Regions from separate parts of the Homo sapiens genome. Here region 1 is linked to region 2. The links are chromatin loops, found by intact Hi-C in ENCODE. Cell type or tissue: mammary epithelial cell. All regions are shown on one strand. Links, peaks and the distances in the headings refer to the core of each region. The heading gives the core; the rest is flanking DNA. Region 1 has its middle 55 kb from the start of SEC16B. Region 2 has its middle 100 kb from the start of LINC01741.

What was found. Hi-C counts contacts between places; a loop is a spot of excess contacts. Peaks named below come from ENCODE experiments on the same cell type or tissue, not always from the same donor. Only the 100,000 strongest peaks of a DNase experiment are listed, where the experiment ranks them.
Region 1: it touches region 2 in a loop (4-fold over the local background); 3 of 110 quality-filtered maps call a loop at or near these places.

What each region holds. Positions count from the first base shown.
Region 1 is chr1:177,910,496-177,918,875 of GRCh38, reverse strand. No RefSeq gene overlaps it. Among named protein-coding and RNA genes, the nearest start is that of SEC16B, 55 kb to the left of the region's middle. RefSeq lists an enhancer at 3,023-4,222. In mammary epithelial cell, for the core only: a CTCF peak has its summit at 4,985 (motif pointing right); a DNase peak (open chromatin) is centred at 3,025.
Region 2 is chr1:177,796,045-177,804,424 of GRCh38, reverse strand. No RefSeq gene overlaps it. Among named protein-coding and RNA genes, the nearest start is that of LINC01741, 100 kb to the right of the region's middle. In mammary epithelial cell, for the core only: no CTCF peak of the experiment used is centred there; a DNase peak (open chromatin) is centred at 3,594.

The DNA of each region.
Region 1 (8,380 bases), core at 125-8,124, 110 kb before region 2:
AAAAAGAGAACTCCACGGGGACACACCTCCTCAATCACCTCTCCTTTCTCTGAATTGCTGCAGCTCTATTGTCTGTGCCATACAACGTAGCTGTTGGATTTTACATTGTTTTCTGTTTTCTGTTTATTAGTCACAAATCTTATCTCTCCTAAAGAATGGGAACAATCCACTTAAATCCTGTTATTAATTGATAAGCTTTTTCTTTTTTAACTCAATCTTCTCTGGAGGCCGTTGGCCCTTACTGGTCCTATGTATGTTGGAAAGATCTGAGGTTCTGCCGACCTGGTTTCCAGCCCTGACTCTGTGACTGATGGATGACAAGTTGATGAGTGAGGGCTGAATCTCATGGCACCTGGATGGCTGTTGCTCAGAGAGAAGAACGGTACTGACCTGCCTCACCAAGAGAAGTGGCAGATGCATTAACTGCCTAATGATGCTGATGTTCTTTGAGAATATAAACGTGAAACATGATCATTATGGTTTATAGTATTTGGATTAAATTTTTTTTTCCTCAAAGAGGAGACGAAGAAAGATTATTTAAGGAAATAGTGAATAGAGGGCCCCAGTTTGTTCTTAATTCATGATTGACTTTGATCAGAATGGCATAAGCAGTGGGAATGCAGTTTTAAAATCTGGAAGGTAATTATCTCTACTTCAGGGCATGAAGTCTTCTCTTTCTCCTCCTCCCACTGGGGAAAAAATAAAAAAAGAAAAAGCTAGGGAAGCAAATGCTCTTAAAAAATAAGATGATTTCTCTATGTCAGGTCTGAAAATAGTATTTCCTAAAGCTACTGCTGTATAAGAGGCCAAGCAAAGTGGAAGAGAACTGGCCCAGGGCTGGCCTCAGCCTCCAACATCTTGCTATGGAAGAAGCCAGAAGCAGGCGGGGCTGTGATGAATTTTTTTTTTTGTTTTTTTCACTTTTTTAAAAATTTTATTATTATTATACTTTAAGTTTTAGGGTACATGTGCACAATGTGCAGGTTAGTTACATATGTACACATGTGCCATGCTGGTGTGCTGCACCCATTAACTCGTCATTTAGCATTAGGTATATCTCCTAATGCTATCCCTCCCCCCTCCCCCCACCCCACAACAGTCCCCAGAGTGTGACGTTCCCCTTCCTGTGTCCATGTGTTCTCATTGTTCAATTCCCACCTATGAGTGAGAACATGCGGTGTTTGGTTTTTTGTCCTTGTGATAGTTTACTGAGAATGATGATTTCCAATTTCATCCATGTCCCTACAAAGGACATGAATTCATCATTTTTTATGGCTGCATAGTATGCTGTGATGAATTTTTATTAAAGCCCCTGTTTATTAAAAGTTGAGTGAAAGTCTTCCTAATATCTAATAGGCCTTTTCCAATGCTTTTCTACTTGTGATGGACATCATTGGTTCCCCAGCTGTATCAGTTTCCTATGGCTGCTGTAACAAATTGCCACACTTAGTGATTTCATGCAACATGCCTTTATCACCTTACAGTTCTGGAGGCCAGAAGTCTGAAATGAGGCCTGCAGGAGTAAGATCCAGGTGTCTGCAGTGCTGGTTCCTACTGGAGGCTCCAGGGGAGAAACTGTTCCCTGCTTCCTCCACCTTCTGGTGGCTCGTGGCCGCACCACTCCAATCGCCACTTCCTTCATCACATGGCCTTCTTCTCTTCCCTTTCAAATTTCCCTCTGTTTCCCTCTTTTAAGAAGGCTTTTGATTACATTGGCTGTGCCTGGATAATCCAGGTTTATCTCCCCATCTCAAGATCCTTGATTCAATCACATCTGTAAAGTCCTTTTGCCACATAAGGCAACATTTGTAGGCCCCAGGGAGGAGGAACTAGATGTCTCCCAGGCTGTTATTCATTCTGTCACAAACAGACAATAGCTCTTCTTCCCCTCTTCCTTCCTAACAGAACCCTAATTTGGCTCAGGCATCCTAAGACACTGGTTTCAGGGGACAGTGGTCCTTCCCAGCCCTTGTATAAATCTTGATTAAGCCAAGATTGTCACAGCTTTCCCATTCCCTTGCCAGGCACTGGTTAGGAATGGGCATGGGATTAAACTCTGCCAATGGTATGGAAGGAGAAATCTGCTCTGTGATTTCTGGAGAGCTCCCCTCACTCTTAAAGTGGTGCTGGGAAAGGAATGCTCTCTCTTAAATAGTCTCTGGATGATGGGGATTGCTAGTTGAGGATGTAATGCTTGAAGCCACCATAGCTGCCTTGTGACCATAAGGGGACAGGTCTGAGGACAAAACAAAAAATGCTGAGAATGTCTGAACAGAAAGATGGAAAAAACTGGGTCCACAGTGTTATCAGTGAGCTGCTAAATTAGCCGTCTCTGGAACCTTTCTCTCTATGCTTATTGGTGGACACAAAGAACTGCGTTAATGTTCTAGTCCCTTTGAGTTGGGTTTGCTGTGACTTGAAGCTACTAGACATGACCAGAGACCCACTATTTATTTATGCTTCCAATAACGTAAGTGTGTATATAAACATATGCAAGCCCCGGATCTGCCCTAGCTCTGGACTTCATCCATGACTGTCTTGAATCATTATAAGAACCTCTTTGGTGGTCTTTGATGGTGTCTCTGACTCTAGACATGCACCTTCTTGATCTAGACATTACAAAATAGCACTGTGTATACTTCTGTGCTTATTCACCATACATATTTATTGAGCACTTACTATGTGCCAGCCACCATGCTAGTCACAGAGATACATCTGTGAATACAACAGTCTTTGCTGTCATAGAGCTTACATTCTAGTGGAAGGAGATATGTGAAAAACAAAGTATAATACATCAGGTGGCAATAAATGTTACAAAGAAAAATACAGCAAGGTAAGGGGAAAAGAGTGATTGCTGTAGGAATTTGTTTTTCACATGTGAAGGTCAGGGAATGGTCTCTTTGACAAGGAGGTGATTGAGTAGAGCCCTGGCTGGAGTGACAGAGTGAGGTGTGCAGGTACCTGAGAGCAACGAGCCAGGCCAAGGGAGCAGCGCGTGTAAAGGCCCTGAGGCAGAGCATGCTTGGTGAATGAGTAAGAGCAAGGAGGCCAGCATGTGGGGGTGAGGCAGGAGGAGGGAGTGGTAGGAGAAGAGCTCAGAGAGGATGGTAGGGACAGGTCTTGTTGGACACAGAGGCCAAGGTAAGGACTTTGGCCATTACTCTGAGTTAGGGGAAGCCACTGAAGGGTTTTGAGCAGAGAAGTGACTGTGACATGATTTAACTTACATTTTTCAAGGATCACTCTGGCTTCTGAGTAGAGGTTAGACTCTGGGTGGCAGACAAGAAGCTCTTGTAATAACTCAGGCTGGGCAGGGTAACTCACACCTGTAATCCCAGCACTTTGGGAGGCCGAGGCGGGTGAATCACGAGGTCAGGAGTTCAAGACCAGCCTGGCCAACATGGTGAAATCCCATCTCTACTAAAAATACAAAAAATTAGCTGGGTGTGATTGTGGCCACCTGTAATCCCAGCTACTCAGAAGGCTGAGGCAGGAGAATCGCTTGAACTCAGGAGGCGGAGGCTGCAGTGAGCCAAGATCGCACCACTGCACTTCAGCCTGGGTGACAGAGCAAGACTCCATCTGAAAAACAAACAAACAAACAAACAAACATACATCAGGCAATAGATAATAGTGATTGGACCAAGGTGGTAACCATAGGGATGGTGGTAGAAAGTGGTTGGATTCAGCATATATTTTCAGGGTAAAGCTATTAGAATTTGCTGATGAATTGGCTATGGAGTGTGACAGAAAGAAAGGAATATAACCTGACTCCTAGGTTTCTGGCTCAAGCAGCAGAAAGGTGGGGAAGACTTCAAGAAGAGTAGATTTGGAGAGAAAAGGAAGAGTTTGGTTTGGACACATTAAGTTTGAGATATGTGTGACCACGACAAGTACAGGCATGCCAAGCCCATGAGCTGGATTTGCTAGTCCAGAGTTCAAGGGAGAGGTAGGGAAGTTTTCAGAAAATAAATACTCCAAACCTATAGTATCTGCTTACTTGTTAAAGGACAAAAGCCGAGTCATGTAACATGGAGCCTTTCCTGCACCCAGTGTGTCAACCATTGATATCCGTCTGAGTCGAAACTGCACACCCTTTCATGCGTCATAGTCTCTACTCACGTGTTCCCTTGACCTGGACTGCACTTCCCTTCCTTGCCATCAGAATCCGATTCATCCTTCAAGGCCTGTAAAACCTCTTCTAATGTTTTCACTGACATCCATCATGACCTCTTTTGTGTTCCCAGGGCACAGACTACCTTTTTTCTGACTACTTGTCAGAAATCTATGTCTCCACTAGATTGTATGCTCCTCGAAGGAAGGGAAGGACCATGGGTCGTTGATCTTTGTATCTTTAACATGGAGATGGACATGGGTGAGATCCTGAAAACCAGACTCCTCACTCAGTCCCAGTTCACCACTACTGGTTTTGAGGTGAAAATGCATGAAGACAAGGTCAGACAATTGCATGCTATTTATTACTACAGAGTATTGGCTAAAAGCCCCACATAGAACTCATAGCCTGGACGAGCTGGCTTCACCATGTATGTGTCACAGCATTCTCTTTGCATCCTGAGGAGTTCAAGAACTGGACTAAAATCTGGCTTCCTTTGTCTTTTTGTCTGAGGCCCATCCTCAGGTTTTGATCACTCTGGTGGTAGGAAGGATGAGGACAGCTGAATCTAATGGGGAGATGGTCTAGGGAAGTATAGACTAGAGCACAGCTGGCCTAAATTATAACCCTGAGGCATTGGGATGTGGGGGTTGGTAGGGAGCTGAAGGCTTAATTTACCACACTAACCAAATATGAGGACATGATCTGGAAAGGAAGGCAGTGACTAAACAAGGCAGGCAGAGAGCAGATCAAGGATGCAAGAAGATTTAACTTCTTGCTCATTGCACAGAACATCCCACCCAGCATTATGGCCAGTGGGTCCCCAAGCACCTTCTCCTTGGGGGTGAGCTGCAACGAGGAGAGCCCTGACTCCTGCCACCAGATGGAGCTGGCCCTGCATCTAGTCCTGATTTTCACCTAGCACGTGCTGAATAAGGCTTCATTTAACTTACTGAATTGGATAAATACTCAGGAACATGCATATATCCCAGTGGAGAGATTGAGGGGTTACTCTGTGTCAGTGAGAGCATGTGAGATACAAACTACGAGGATTTCCCTGGGATCTTAACACAAGACATGGTATAGTATATGCTTAAGAGTGAGAGTTCCGGAGTTGCGTGATCTTGGATAAGTTCTAGCTATTTTATGATTTAGGATAGCTGTAGAGGGGCAAAGAGAAGCTATGTCAGTGGTCATGTCTAGGTCTTTGTGTCCAAGAAGGTTTGAAATTCCCCGGAAAGAAATACATAGACTATCACATTCTCTGCTTCTTTTACCTGAATATTTCTTCCTGCCTCACGGCGCATATCCTGGCTGCACCAGTGACCCTTCTTATCCAGAGGGGAAATCTTAGTGGAGCTGGTTATGGTCCTGTTATTCAGGCAGCTGCTTTTTGGTGTGATCCCGAGTGAAACGTTTGAGCTGGCTGTTCCCTCAGGCTTGGAAGTCACCTGGCTAGTGTAAACTTTGATGGTCCTGGGATGCTCAGCTGGAATTTCTGGCTTGTGTTGCACCAGGCAGGTGGTTTGGGACCAAAGGGCACAGCAGTTGGCAACAATGGTTGTTGGAAGGTTACCAAGGCCTGGGAACATTCTCATCAGTTATGTGCATAAGCGTGAGTGTGTGTGTGTGTGTGTGTGTGGTCTCTCCAGATGGGTAAAAAGGTCTTACTAGGAATCTTTGAAGTAGCATTTTCTTCCAAACCTGCCTGGTGTTCATTGTTCAGGATTTCAGATTTCTGTTGGCAGTTTGAGGGTCTTTTGCAGTGCAGCCTTCTGCTCTATTCACAATCCTATTTTGCCTGACCAATTAGAACTCTGACTTGGGAGTTCTATGTGCCTTTTGATGGTGTTCTTTTAACTCTTTTATTTTTATTTACCTTTTCAACTGAATTTCACCCCCATTTCTATGGGGATCATCCCTGAAAAGTGAAATCTCTTCCTCCTAAAAAGCATCTGGCAGAGGCCAAGGGACTCTTGGGAAAATAAAGATTTTTGTTTTGATCCCTGATTAATGTAACTCCCTCTTCCCCCATATTCCTGTGTCAACAACTCTTGTCACTTTCTGAATTCCAAGAGGAGGATTTGCTTTTGGAATTAGGAAAAAAAACCAATGCTTTAAGGCTTCTCTTCTTTGAATTCTATTTTGTTGAATCATTTGTAATTTTTTATTGCCCCTGATAGATTTTACATAAGAGTATTCAGTCAACAAATACTTACTAAGTATATGTTGGGGGCAAAGACCAGTTCTAGACATTGAAAGGGAATGTAAAATATATACATCTCTAGACCTATATCTTTTTGTTTGTTTCTCCTCCTCCTCGTCCTCCTCCTCCTCCTCCTCCTCCTCCTCCTCCTTCTTCTTCTTCTTCTTCTTCTACTTCTTCTTTTTTTTTTTTTTGAGATGGAGTCTCGCTCTGTTGCCCAGGCTGCAGTGCAGTGGTACAATCTTGGCTCACTGCACCCTCCGCCTCCCAGGTTCAAGTGATTCTTGTGCCTCAATCACCCGAGTAGCTGGGATTACAGGTACCTGCCACCATGCCTGGCTAATTTTTGTGTTTTTAGTAAGGATGGGGTTTTGCCATGTTGGCCAGGCTGGTCTCGAACTCCTGACCTCAAATAATCCACCACCTTGGCCTCACTAAGTGTTGGGATTACAGACGTGAGGCACCGTGCCCAGCCTCTAGCTCTATATCTACATCTAAAATATAGATTATAATCTAGAAAGGGAGACACACCATAAGCAAAAGTGAATGCAATAGTGATTATGATACAAGGCAGTATAGTGCCACAAAAATGATAAAACTTGAATGTTTTGAGAGGTGGGAGGGTTTACTTCTGATTGAATGGAGGGAAGAGTTGGTGAGAGCTTCCTGGAAGAGGTGGTATTACAGTTGTGGCTTGAAGGATAAGTCTTCTTGTAGCTTATCTGGTTCTAAGAATGCAAACGAGCTGCTTCAGACATCAATGTTCCCCAAATAACGCCTCCGACTACTGTGGGTGCTTCTTCTTGCTGTTTTGTGAGCAACACCAGTGCAAGCTTCCTGAATGGAGTCGAGTATGTTGGTGTTGATTTGCAAGGTTGTCTCTCTGCCTCACTTTTCCTGGGCCCAGGCATCTCAGGCACTACTGCTGCAAGCCATTTGTTATTGCCACATGTGTGGTTGGGAAAACTTCTGCATGTTTCTAACCTGCTGTGGAGCCTGTTTTGAGCAGGGCATTGGGCTGGATCTTGATCAGCATCTTTTGCTGAGATACGCCAGGGCTAGATTTGACCGAACACTCTTGAGAGGGTATCAGGACCTGCCTTCTTGTCCATTTGCCATTAACAAGGCCACTCTGTTGTTGGCTGAGTCACTTCCCTCTGTACTCCACTTTCCTCTTTGTAAAATAGGAAGGTTAGTTAGGGAGAATTGAGGATCCTCCCTGTCCTAATTCCCTGGGTTTTTTGACGTGAGTGTGGCCATGCCTCAGCATGCTCTTGCAGGGGCATGCAAGGCCTACCTTCCTGGGAGTCCTGTACCTTAGGGTAGGGGCATTATGGACACTAATGTGGAGGTGGGGTCCTGCCAGACTTGAATGGGTTGAGCCAGCTTCAGCTGGAGTCCCATCCTGCAGACCCTCTGCCACAAATAAGGCTACTTTTACTCTACCTCACTCCTAGCTTCCTGTGTTTCTTGACTTCAATTGAGCTTCCCCTTCTCTTTGATGAGACAATTTAGAGTAAGTCCCACCACTTTTCAGGAGGGAAAATGACTGTGAGGTGCTCTGGTCTGAAGCCCACAGCAAATTCTGTGGAATGAATGAAAGAACTGCTGACCCTGACTTGCTGTAGGACGTGCGTTTTCAGTGGGACCCAAGTTCATGCTTTCTGGGGTGTAGGGAGGGAAGGGCAGCAAAAAATCTTATTCTTTTTATGTATAAAGCACAGATATATCCATATATATCCATATATATATAATATACAGTATATATGTGGTATTAAAATTTCATGATTAGGAAAATAGTATCTAAAAAGGCTGCTTTAGGGGGACCATAGTGAAAAAAAAATTGAGAAACTGCTCTAGGACTACATGACTTTCACTCAATTTGCTATAAAGAAAGTCCTTGTTCCTCTTTCCACAGTAAAGAACATTTTGATGCCATTGAAATGTGTAAAGATTCCTTCCTCCCTCTCGGTGTACTCATTCCAAGGGCATAGCCCACAGTTAAGCTTTTCCCAGGGCACTGTTGCTCATTGCCCATGGAGCCGTTTGGCATGGACTCT
Region 2 (8,380 bases), core at 308-8,307:
CAGGTTTCTCCTTGTATTGGTAGCCTTATGAATATCTTCTTATCTAATTCACTTTAATTTCTCTTTGGGCTTTCTCCACCCAGCTCTTCGTGTCTGGTTTCCTTGCCTCTGGTCCTTTTGGTTTCTGGGCTTGGGTTTGAATCTCATCTTTCCTGCTCTGTGTTTATTGTCCCTCTAGTTCTTGTCTTGTAATTGCCTTCCTGCCCACTGCACAGAAAAAACTAATTCGCTGTCTCTACTGCAACATAGTGTTGCAGTAGAGAAAGAGTTCAATGAACACTGAGCTAGCCAAACAGAAGGACTGGAGTTATTACTCAAATTAGTCTCCCTAAGAACTCAGAGGCTAGGGTTTTTATGAAACATTTGGCAGTCAGGAGGCTAGGGAATGGGTGCTGCTGATTGGTTGAGGATGAAATCACAGGGGTGTGGAAAATGGTCCTCGTGTGCTGAGTCTACCTCTCTGTGGGGCCACAGGACCAGTTGAGTCATAAATCATAGGTCTGGGTGGGGTTTGTCAGTTGACAGAATGTAAAAGTCTGAAAAACATCTCAAAAGACCAATCTCAAGTTGTACAATAGTGATGTTATCTACAGGAACAATTGGGGAAGTCACAAATCTTGTGACCTCTGGCCACAAGACCCTTGAGCAGTAAGGGGTTATAGAAACCACATCTTTATTTGAGTAGAATTCAAACGCAATTTTCCTCCCATAATCTTAATCTTGTGGCTTTTCATTAGTTTTATACACAGGTTTTGGTCCCTGAACAGTGTTGGGGGATAGTTTTAGGGAGGGATTGTTTTCATTCTTGCTTCAAGTTTAAAGTGTAAACTAATTTTCTCCCATGATTAGCTTGGCCTATGCCCAGGAATGAATGAGGACAGCCAGCCTGTGAGGCCAGAAGCAAGGTGGAGTCAGCCATGCTAGACTTCCCTCACTGTCATAATCTTTGAGAAGGGGTTTCAGTCTCGAGTAGGGAGTGCCCTCTGTAGAACCCAATCCCAGCCCTGGACCCTTGGATTGTGGATCTCTGGAGATGGTGGAGTTCAAACAAGGGCTCTGATATCAGATGTGATAGAACCTGGAAACTGACTGGGGCAAGGAGGTTGGTGAATACTGAGTACTCCTTTCTTATTGATAGGCCTGGACTTGAGTGGCCACATCCTGCACCACATTTCCAGAGTGAGTTTGGTGATAATGGTTTCTGAACACCCCAGATGGCTCCAGTATTTTCGCAGCATTCACAAAGTTACACATACTTCTTAAAACAAAGTTAATTTTCCTTTTGAGAACAGAGCAATACACTGTAAAACAAGATGAGCAAGAAAAGAAATGAGCTTGTCAAACAAATTGGAGACAAATTCTGTAAGATTTCTTTCTGTCCTGCTGTCCTTGTGTATATGCATGTGGAAATTAGGCCAAAAGAAGCTTAAACAGGGAAAAGGATTTTAATAGTAGAGAAGCCTTGCCTCTTGATCTTTTATTTTCTCCCTCCTCAAATACCAAAATCAGACCCATTGGTCTGGTTGTTTAATTCCTGTTTCTAGGACACAGAAGGGAATCCAGAGTTTTATAACTGTAAGAAAATTAGGAGGGATTTGATTCAAACCCCTCATTTTATACATGAGGTAACTAAGGATCAATTGGTGAGGTGACCAGCCAAGGCTACACAGTCAGTTGGTGGCAGGTGTGGAACTTGATGCCAATTACTTGACTACCCAACTAGTTCCCTGTCCGCTTAGCCCTCACTGCCAGGGGAGGGAAAGGAGGCCAGGGAATTGGAAGAGATGAGGTCCCAGTGTCCCTCCTCTCAGCTTCACACCGAGGAGGGTGCTGGCTGGAGGCTGGAAGACAGGAGCATGCTGGCAATGTGTTAAAGTATGGCATGGTGCTTTTAAATGTCAAGCTTAGGACAGCTTGTTGAGAAAGATGCAGAATCCATATCTAGATGTTCACCAAATTCCTCTAAATTGTGCAATATAAGGTGTGTAAGTCATGTATTTAAAACAGTATCCAAAACTTCACAGAAGCAGTTATGAAATATTTTGTTTTACTGGCAATGGGACAAAAAATAATTGGGCATTAAATCAAAGAAATGGGGAAAAGGGAGCTGCAAATCAAGGGAAATGGTGGAAAATTAGGTCTTAGTGGAGAGAAATGTGTACGTATGAACTGCCTGGTGTTTCTGGGAAAGAAATATGGTCCTGTAAATCTTCCCTTTAACCCTTTAAATTCGAGGGCTGTGCTGTGCTTGTCTGACTGCCAGTGTCTGGGGTGATGGCACCTGTCAGTGGGAGAACTGGCATCTCCCTGTTTCATATTGTCAGAAATGTGGTGCGATGATTTAGACACAGTTCTGTTTTAAACAGTAGTTTGAAATCCATGCTGTGACCGTATTCCTAGGACTAGCATAATGTCCTCATTTCTCTTGCCTTTGACTGGGCGGAGGGTGACTTCAGTCTGATGGCAGCTGAGACCAGGGAAGAAGAGGACATGAAGCCCTTTGCTGGAGGGCACTAGGGCCCTGCTGATGTGCCACCTGGCTTCATTAAATCACACTGAAAGCATGCCTTATTATCTGTCTACTATGTACATAATTCCTATAAATTATAAATTAAAAAATAAATAATAAACACCTTTTTAATTGCATATTCTCTTTTTCTCTTGTCAATTAAAGTGAACTTGCAAAGCTGCGTAACACAAAAAGCTACACAGACATCAACTCTTGTTAGATGTGGTACAAGCCGTTATACTGATTTTCCCATAGCTGCGAGGATTAATCACAGATAATCATCACAAAAGGATCACACCCATATAAATAATATAAAAATAGCAAAATGCCCAAAGTGGAACTACTGAGAATGAAGAAAGCCATTTAAAAATGGATAGCTCTGAGTTACCACTCAGGGAGCATAGGAGAGGAAAGGGAGAGGAATCAACTCTGGCTTTTGCAAGAGCCCAGATCTTCTCTGATTAGAGTTTGAGACCAGAGAAGTGGGCCAGTGACTGGCCCTGGACGTAGAGAGCCTTTTAATACCTGGTTCTCTGTGTTTTTGTCAGAGAATGACCTTTAATTCATATTGACTAAATGTGAATTAGATCATTAAATCTTAATAAAGATGAGGAATGTGCACAGCTTCTAAGAATGATGCTGGGAGAAATGATGTGAAGCTTCAGCTGAGAGTTCAGGTTAGACACAAAGAAGAACTTTTTTTTTCTTTTAGCAAAGGCCAAACTTGATGACTAAAGAAAGCAAGAATCTATTTGCCTAGGAATTAAAAAAATGAAAATCAGTTTTCTCAAATGACTTAGCCTGGGTCTGGGGTGGTGGTAGGGACAAGCCAGCATTTCTGATTTCCCCTTGTCTTGGGTTATGTTATATCTTCTGTCATTCTGGGGCATGTGGTGGCACTTAGATCAAGACCACAGACAAGGTCATCAAAGAAACAGCTGTGAAATATTGCCCGTGAGTGGCATTCTGTGGGCAGGATGTGGCAAGTAAAACCATGTGGTCATCTGTAATGTGATAGTTGCAATGAGAGGAGAGTTAGTAGGATGAGGCTGCAGCAAGGGAGAGCAAGCAGGGCAGGTCAGGGCCCTGCTCATTGCTCATCAGTGGGGATCTGACACCTATGAGCAAGGAGTGGACAATCTTCAATGCTGGGAGGCAGCATGAGACCTGACATGTAGGGGCTATATCCTAACCTGCCAGGAATTCCCATGAAATGCCAGGGGAGGGCTTCATTCACCCATCTTCTGGCTGAGATTCTCTCTTGCTGCACCTGCCTGAAGGCTTGGACAGGGGTCATATTACAGACTGCAGCTTTAAGGTTACTGGATTTGGTCAGAGGGAGACTCTTAATTTGTACCACATCCTGGATTATACTTCTGGTTTCTCTTTGAGTGGCACACACAAGGAGCAAGTGTGTGTGGCACAGGCTGAGGCAGGAAGAGGCATGAAAAGACCTCAAAAGGCTCATGGAAAAGTGGAATTAAAAGATAAAAAATATAAACAGTTTCTCAACATAAGCTCCATCAGTTCATGACACTTTTTAAAGCAATAATAATAGCCATTTAGTCCACCCCTAAGGAACTAAGGGTCCTGGGAATTTATGTCAATGCAGTCTTTTTTACATTACTAATGGAAGAAAAATGGGTGCCCTTCAAAGATGTTTTTTTAAGAATAGGAAACAAAAAGAAGCCAGGATAAGCCAAATCAGGACTGGAAGGTGGATGCCTAGTGATTTCCCATAGAAACTCTCACAAAATTGCCCTTGTTTGATGAAAGAAATGAGCAGGTGCATTGTTGTAGTAGAGAAGGACTTGCTGGTGAAGCTTTCCTGGGTGTTTTTCTGATAAATCTTTGGCTAACTTTCTCAAAACACTCTCATAATAAGCAGATGTTATCATTCTTTGGCCTTTGTGTCCCAAAACAGTGTTGCCTTAACCTTTGCTCTTGACTGGTTCACTTTTGCTTTGACTGGACCTCCACCTGTTGGTAGCCGTTGCTTTGATTGTGCTTAGTCTTCAGGATTGGACTGGAAAAGCCACAGTTTGTCTCCTGTTACATTGCTTTGAATAAAAGCTTCAGAATCCCGATCCCACTTGCTTAAAATTTCCATTGAAAGCTTCGCTCATGTCTGCAGCTGATCAGAGCATAATTGTTTTGGCACTTATCGAGTGGAAAGTTACTCACATTCAATTTTTCAGTTAGAATTGTGTAAGTTGTACTGAGATGGTTATGGTGTTGGCCGCTGTGAATTGTTGGTCCTCTTCAGTTAGGACACAAACAAGATTAGTTTTGTCTCACAAATTGATATGAATGCTCTGCCATTGTGAGCTTCATCTTCAACATTGTCTTGTCCCTTCTTAAAATGCACTATCCATTTGTAAACTGCTGATTTCTTTGGGGCATTGTCCCCATAAGCTTCGCAAAGCATCAGTGATTTCACCATTCCTTCACCCAAGCTTCACCATCAATTTGATGTTTGTTCTCTCTTCAATTTTTGCAGAATTTATGTTGTTCTAATAGGGGATCTTTTCAAACTGATGTCTTCTCCTTCTTAATGCCTCAAACTAGATTCTGTTCAGACATGTTATAACAAGTTAGTATGAATTTATTTTGGTCCAATTTAAAAAAATCCATGCATAGTTTTTTCATAATGCACATTTTTCATGAATTTTTTAAAGAATCCTTGAATTTGTCTTTCCATCATGACTTCAAGGATTCATGAAAGGGTGCAAGTTTGAGGTCATTTTTGAAACAAGAAGGACACTTGCTCTGGGCAAAGGTTCTGGGACCAAAGGTGCACCCTATGTAGAGAATGAAGGTCTTGACTTAACTGTGCCTAGAACCAGGTACGTGGTGCTAGGATTGGCAGGCTAAAGCTCACAGGGATCCATTTGAATATTGCTCTATCAGTATTTCAGGCTGTCATCTGTATTTCCCCTGTGGGGAGTAAAATAAAATGGAGTTCAGGTGAGATCTCAGCAGGCTAACTGTATTGAGGTTTGAAATGCTTCTCTTTAGATCATTGATGAGAATTGTGTTTCTACTCAGCCTGAATTGACTCAGCATTTAAGTTTATAGGGCTGTTGAATCAGCTTCTTTCACCGACACTTGAAAGTGAAAATTTACAAAGGAGAAGGCTTTGCCCCTGCATCCTCATCCCATACACCTGAAAGTTTTTTTTTTTCACTTGCAGCCTATGTTGGGGGCTCCCCGCTATGCTGACTGGGACGGAGCCTCAGGGCAGCTGAGAGGGCCCTGTGATCACCCTGTGCACCAGAAAGCTGAGATAGGGCAGCTCCAGCTGTTCTGCACATTGATTTTCATTTTAACTTTCAGGTAGTTCTTCTTTTCCTCCTTCAAATCTCCTGGTTTTCTTTGCTTTGGAATTGTGTGGCTGTCAGTCCTGAAAATGGCAAGACAAGGTGTCTGTAGGCTAATGAACAGCTGCAGGAAGATAATTAATGCTCTCCCACCTTCCTTGCAGCCTTTACCACCTCACCATGACACAGCCTGTAACATCTGTGCTTCCCAGAAGCTGAGCTGTAAAACACCCTTCCCTGCTCTTCACAAAACAACTATCAGATGGGCTGGCACCCACGTTAAGGGCAAAACTTACAAAACACTACAAAAGATGAGCTATGTTATTCCCAAGTCATAGATGTTGAGTCTTTCCATGAGAGAGGACCATAGAGCACTTGGCTTGGATGTGCCTAGCACCAGTACCTTGTGGATCGGGAGGTAAAGGGAGGGTGGAGATAAGCAATGCAATGAGGGAACTGCCTTGAGTCTTTTGTTTCAGGGCAGGTAGCTGAAACTGTAGGCTTTGGAACAGCCCAGAATTGCTTTGACAATTACCAGAGGGGAGGGCAGAGTCATCTCAGATTTCTTATTGTCTCATACAGGGGCAATATTCAAAAGAATAAACTCAACAACATCAACATCATTCAGAAGGGACATTGGTTGTAAGCACTTGTACAGCCATTTCAGTTCATGTACTGACTGCATATCAGACCTGTTCTCATGCTTTCTTATGATCCCTCTTCAATTGCAAACTTAATAATATTTATCTAGTACCTGCTTTATGCCAGAAATGGTTCTAGGTGCTTTAGATAATTTTGCACATGACAGGTATGACTAGAATTCTTTCGATAGTGATGTTAATTTTTTTCTGGGTCATGAATGCTAATTTGTGTGTGCTAGACATTAGCCCTATCTGCATCTGCAGCATCTCAGCCTCTTTTAGGTCTTGCCCACCCCACCCAACTATCTGGGTATTTCTGGGCATTCCTAGGGGGTGTCTCCTCAATGATCAAGAATGGTTCTCTCATGTGTATTTTCCTGATCCAGCCTCCTGATTGTGTCTTTTACCCACAGGCACTTGAGAGAGGTACCCTGCTGCTGCTTTCCTGACTAGGGTACTGTCTCCTGATGCTCTCACCTGCAAACTCTCCTGACATTACTGTGCTAATAAAGTGCATCAGGGTTGTATTTTGTCCTCTGCACTCTGGTGCAGCATTGCTGTGCCTTGAGTATCAGAAATATCCTTGGGAAAACAGCTCCTTCACTTCTGCTTTGGCTCCTGCCTATATTAGGCAGGGTCCAACTGGATCTCTTGCACATAGGATCCTCTCTATTTCTTTACTTCCCTTATCTCTCCACTACAAGAGCCCCGACCCTCTCTCATTGTAGGGCACTTTCTTCTCATGCAAATCATTTCCTAATGATCGTATCTGGCAAATGTGGTGGGAGTGTCACCGGCCTCACCGAGGCCCTTTTTGGCCTTAGCCAAGATCACCCGGTATCAAGTAATTAAACAAATGTCAAGTCTCAAATTGCCTTGCCCAGGGGATGTGTACTGGTGTTAAGGGAGAAATAATGTGTCATTATGCAAATGTGGTCCAAATAAGTTTGAATCTGAGCAGAAAAAGACTCTTTTTACCAAATAGACTCTAAAACAACCCTTTCCCAGAATACTGAGCCTTCCCAGAGAATCTGCCACTCAGAGAAACCACAGAAATTGAGGGTGGGGGTTTAGTACCACAGGGTTATAGAGGCACAGTCAGCATTTTGCAGAGCTGAGAACAGCACCTTCCTAGAAACTGAGTCAGTTTTAACTCTCAACTGCATTCCAGCCCCAACCAAGCCGTAGAGCCACAACCATGTGGGACCTGCTGAAGAAGGTCTAGTCAGGCCCAGGGTTAACCACCAATTCTTCAGAGAGGGACAGGAGAGGGACATCGGAATTCACTGCCTCTCCAGAGTGTTTCAGTGCTCACTAAATCCCTTTTTTTTTTTTTTTTTGACAGAGTTTTGCTCTTGCTGCCCAGGCTGGAGTGCAATGGAACCACCTTGGCTCACTGCAATCTCCGCCTCCTGGGTTCAAGTGATTCTCCTGCCTCAGCCTCGGGAGTAGCTGGGATTACAGGCACACACCACCAAGCCTGGCTAATGTTTTGTATTTTTAGTAGAGACAGAGTTTCACCATGTTGGCCAGGTTGGTCTCAAACTCCTGACCTCAGGTGATCCACTCACCTTGGCCTCCCAAAGTGCTGGGATTATGGGGGTGAGCCACCATGCCTGGCCTTAAATCCTTCTTTTTAACCTTCATAAATTCCCAACTTAAAAAACTCTTTAAATATTGTAAAAGTACAGATATCTGACCAGAGAGGGTACTTTCTGACTCAGGATTTAGCCTCTGATGCCTAGAGTTGGCAAAGTCATTACCTATTACAAGATTTAATTGCTTCTGAATGTGCCAAGTGTTCCCCCTTCATTATCTAATTTAACTTTCTTCCTTCATCTATGGATTCCATTCAACTTGAGCTTGGCATATGAGCTCTTTATGATAACTGGTGTAGGGTAAAATGGAAT